Regions from separate parts of the Homo sapiens genome. Here region 1 is linked to region 2. Evidence: chromatin loops called from intact Hi-C (ENCODE). Cell type or tissue: dorsolateral prefrontal cortex. All regions are shown on one strand. Region 1 has its middle 24 kb from the start of LGR5. Region 2 overlaps LGR5 (leucine rich repeat containing G protein-coupled receptor 5).

What was found. A loop is a pair of places that touch in the nucleus more often than their neighbours do. Peaks named below come from ENCODE experiments on the same cell type or tissue, not always from the same donor. Only the 100,000 strongest peaks of a DNase experiment are listed, where the experiment ranks them.
Region 1: a loop joins it to region 2, with 15 times the contacts of the local background. A loop is called at or near these places in 44 of 110 quality-filtered maps.

The regions. Positions count from the first base shown.
Region 1 is chr12:71,414,654-71,417,153 of GRCh38, reverse strand. No RefSeq gene overlaps it. Among named protein-coding and RNA genes, the nearest start is that of LGR5, 24 kb to the left of the region's middle. RefSeq lists a silencer at 1,365-1,414. In dorsolateral prefrontal cortex, CTCF peaks have their summits at 1,141 and 1,341 (motif pointing left); no DNase peak of the experiment used is centred here.
Region 2 is chr12:71,550,535-71,553,034 of GRCh38, reverse strand. The region is part of intron 4 of LGR5 (leucine rich repeat containing G protein-coupled receptor 5); the gene reads right to left. All of the region lies in intron 2 of LOC105369833 (a long non-coding RNA gene), which reads left to right. Among named protein-coding and RNA genes, the nearest start is that of LGR5, 110 kb to the right of the region's middle. In dorsolateral prefrontal cortex, a CTCF peak has its summit at 1,318 (motif pointing right); no DNase peak of the experiment used is centred here; H3K27ac peaks cover 516 bases.

The DNA of each region.
Region 1 (2,500 bases), 140 kb after region 2:
TCATAGTTGCTGATCCTTTTTTGAGGATGTAGCTAGGAGTGGTGTTAGCAGGGAAATGGAATGAACACAGACTGTGCCATGAATTCTGGAGCCTGCCCTGAAATAGGCTGGGGACTGTGTCATTGATTTTCTAGAATGACTTCCACAATTTCCCAACCCTCCTGAATCTCACATTCAATTCACAAAAAATTGTTGATTTCCTTACATTAGCATGCCCTTTTCACATTTACTTTTGAGCCTCTTTGATCAAGCTTCTACTCTAGGGCCAGAATGGTTTATTAGACATGCAACAATGATAACCCACGTATGGGTTCAAAATTCTTCAGTGGCTCCACATTACATTTAATATAGAATATCAATCCCTTAACATGGCCTACAGGGTCTGACCTGGTCTGGCCCTCTCCCTACTCTTCAACCTCAGCCAGTACCATTTTTCATCACAGGCCCCAGGCTTTCTTGAAGTTCCTTTAGTCTTTTCCTTCCTCAAGGCTCACGGAATACTATTTCCCCTGCCTAGAATATTATCTTCTCCATTCTTAGGGGTAAGTGCTTCCTCCTCAAAGACCTTCCCTGACCACCCAATCTAAATTAGGTCCCCCCAGCCCCTGTTATAATTTCTCTAATTATTTTCTGCCTTTCCTTCAAAGTGTTTATTACAATTTGGTGTTCCATTTTATTCGTATGTTTATTCTATATCAAGACCCCTCCCCATATAAATGTAAGTCACACAAGGGCACTTTCTATATCTGCTTTTTTTCACCACTGCCTGGTAACATAAAAGACATTCAATAACATTTCTAGAATAAATGAATGCCCTTTCATAAGCTGTTTTATCAACCTGGGATATAACAAAAATAGCCAATGTTTATTTTGCAGTAATATCCTAAGCACTGTAATGACATTACAAATTGGTTGATCCTGGAGCAGGGGTAAAGCTGGGAGATGCATGTATGTAATGATTAGGTTTCATGGGAGGATGTAAATTTTTTGTTTTGCTGCATTTTATTGACTGTCTAAAAAGCAAGTGATAAGGAAAGAGAACAAAAGGATTTGGTCAAATGTCGAATTCTATCACATTATATCTAGATATTCTTATGGAGAATATTGTGCAATCAAGAAGCTGTGATGTATAAGTAGATCAATATGAACTTGTTTTAAAGAGACGAATAGTCACATCAACTTTTCAATCCTTTTGATAAGTAGAAATAAGTAGGGACAAACTCAACTGTCCCTAATTTTCTTTAAATTTGAAAATAGTCTTTTACTGTCTTCACAGGATGCGTGATTGGGAGCAGAGATTGGTTAACACTATCATTTTAGCTCCCTCTGCTGGTAGTGAATGATGCGTTTAGCAGAGGGCTGACGAAAAGTGCAAATGTTGCTAAAGATAGGGATGAAACACCTTTGCTGTTGTTGCTAGTCTCCTCTTGGTCAAGGTAGGAAGCAAACATGCTGTTTTTAAAGCAATTTTTAACAGTCTTATTGATATATACTTTATATACAATAAGATTCACTTGTTTAAAGTGTACAATTAGTTTTTACTGTGTTTACAGAGTTGCACAACCATCACCATAATCTAATTTTAGAACATTTTTCATCGCCCCAAAAGAAATCTTCTATCCATTGGCTACAGCTCTCTTTCTTTTACCCTACCTCCTCTGCCACTAGCTCCTGGAAACCACTAAATTACTTTCTGTCTCCATAGACTTAACTAATTTGGACTCATTTGATAAATGGGTTCATACAATGTATGTTTATTTGTGTCTGCCTATTTCACTTAGCATACTGTTTCTAAGGTTTATTCGTGTTGTGGATCAGTATTTCATTAGTTTTTATTGACAAATAGTATTCAATTATATGGACATACCACATTTTGTTAATCTATTCATTATTTGATGGGCAATGAGGTTTCTGCTTTTAGGCTATTATGAATAATGCTGCTATAAACATTAGTGTTTAAGTTTTTAGGTAGACATATGTTTCAATTATCTTGAGTAGACAGATACCTAGGAATGCAATTGCTGGGTCATATCTACACTGAACATTTAGAGGAACTGCCAATTTTTTTCTAAAGTGGTTATACTATATTACATTCTCACACATGCTCTTTTGGATAGGTTTACAAAGTAGCGCCTAAGAGAAAGACAGCTTAAATTTAATGTGTCTTTTGTCATTTATTCTTTTAAAAATTTTTAAATTTTATTTCAATAGTTTTTGGGGAACAGGTGATTTTTGGTTACATGGATAAGTTCTTTAGTGGTAATTTCTGAGATTTCGGTGCACCCGTCACCTGAGCAGTGTACACTGTACCCAATGTGTAGTCTTTTATCCCTCACCCCTCCCACTGTTTCCTCCGAGTTTCCAAATTATGTCATTCCTATGCCTTTGTGTCCTCACAGCTTAGCTCCAACTTATAAGTGAAAACATATGATATTTGGTTTTCCATCCCTGAGCTACTGCACTTAGACTAATGGTCTCCAACTCCATTCATTGCTGTGAA
Region 2 (2,500 bases):
AGCCCAAGCAGAAGGTCAACTTTGCAGGAAAACCCTCCCCATGCATGATGAACAAGAGTGGAACAGGGCCTGGGGTCCCCGAGAGCCCTGACATCTGGAGCATTTTCCTCTCCAGATGATCTCTCCTTCTCATTCATGTGTAGACTGTTGCTTCCTAGGTCCTCTGGCTCTAAAATTCCATGGTGCTATAATTCTCTTCCAGGCTTGTAGGTAATGTTCTCTCATGGATGGAAGTGGCCTCCCCTGAGGTATGGAGTTTCAGTGTGATGATCTTTTAGTTTCTTTCTGACACTAGCATAGAGATATCCTTTTCCTCCTCCCACCCTAAGCCAAAGGAATGTTTTTGCTTTCCCTGACTGTTTTGAACATACTAAACATACTAGTCTAATAAGCTGTTCAGTAAGCTCTGGGAAAAGATTATTTCATTTCAGTATTTGAAGGAACTGCGTAATTTTTTTTTTTTTTTTGAGACGAAGTCTCTCGCTCTTGTCGCCCAGGCTGGAGTGCAATGGCGCGATCTCGGCTCACTGCAACCTCCACCTCCCGGGTTCAAGCGATTTTCCTGCTTCAGCCTCTCGAGTAGCTGGGATTACAGGCGTCTGCCACCACACCTGGCTAATTTTTACATTTTTAGTAGAGACAGGGTTTCACCATGTTGGCCAGGTTGGTCTCGAACTCCTGACCTCATGCGATCTGCCCACCTCGGCCTCCCAAAGTACTGGGATTACAGGTGTGAGCCACCGCACCTGGCCGAGTAATTTTTTTTTAATTTTTAATTTTTTTATTTTACTTTAAGTTCTGGGATACACGTGCAGAACATGCAGGTTTGTTACATAGGTATACATGTGCCATGGTGGTTTGTTGCACCTATCAACACATCATCTAGGTTTTAAGCCCCACATGCATTAGGTATTTGTCCTAATGCTCTCCCTCCCCTTGCCCCCCACCTGCCGACAGGCCCCCATGTATGATGTTCCCCTCTCTGTGTCCACGTGTTCTCACTGGAACTGAGTACATTTTTAAAGACTGTTAGAGACATGCCTCAGGGAAAACAGAGAAGGGGCCCTATCCTTTTTCTTAGGACAACACTGAAAGGCCTGAAAACTGCTGGCTTTCTTGCTTATCCTAACCATTTGTATGAAGCAGATGTTTGTTTTTCTGACATTTTAAATGAATAATAAAATTAACAACTTTCCAGCTTTTGCTTCCTTTTCCCACACTCCATTTTTATCTGTTTTAAAATGGGGAAATACATCTAAAAATAAGTCTGGTTAATGAGCTGTTGCCACCTAAAAGCCAGCAGAGGGAGTGCAATACATTTATTTTGCCCCAGTCCAACATAAACAGTGGCTATAATTTAAAGGTCCTAACTTTTCGTATGGAAGTGACAAAACTCACATCGTTTGCAATGTTCTGTAAGATGCATGAATACTAGAACCAACATCACTCAAACTATGCTTCCAACAGCTCTCACTTGTTTTTTTTCCCAATCTGCTTTTAAGACGCACACATTTGCATTTTCAAAGGTAGGATTAAAAAAAAGAAGAGTTGTATTTTAGTGGTCCACGTATTAGGAAGGAGTAGAAAATCAGAAGTGGATTTTGAAAAATGTTTTTGGAAGCATTTAAGACTAAACAGATGCAGGAAGCACACCAGGATCACAAAATAATCTCCTGCAAACCAAAATTAAACAATTTAGAAATGAAATTCTTTGTTGGGAGGAAGCTCATTTCTATAGAAAGCAGCTTCCTCACTTTTGGCCACTATGCCACTTCAATCATCTTCTGATTCCTGCTTCTACAGACTGAATGGGAAGGAACAAGCGATGCCTCAAAGGCCCTCCTTGGGCCACATTTTGATAATAGCTGAGATAACGTCACTTGGAGCAAATTTTAAGAGTTGGGTGTCATACCCCATTTACGATTAAATTTCCAATAGAACAACTATCATTGTCAGCAACAGAAACACAGCTTTCAAACATCTTAAGGTTTTGTCAACAAATGGAGCCACAAATGTTTAGAAAATTCAACACCATCTCTCTTTCCTTTCTCTAGCAACAATGTGCCTGGCTTATGCTCAAATAAGGTATAATTTCATCAGGAGATAAAGAGGTGATTGCTTTTGTTTGACTAGAAGTAAAGCACACATGTAAACTCTCCTTAACTATTGCACTGATTAAAGGATAGAGACTTAATAATATGAGCTTCTATGTTTTTGTTGATATGTTGACTGATCATTGCCAGTCGTTTATGCATTGAAAGTATGAGTGGTGGCTGGGCCCGTTGGCTCACACCTGTAATCCCAGCACTTTGAAAAGCTGAGGGGGGCAGATCACCTGAGGTCAGGAGTTCCAGACCAGCCTGGCCAACATGGAGAAACCCCATTTCTATAAAAAATACAAAAAAAATTAGCTGGGTGTGGTGATGCACATCTGTAGTCCCAGCTACTTGGGAGGCTGAGGCAGGAGAATCGCTTGAACCCAGGAGGCAGACGCTGCAGT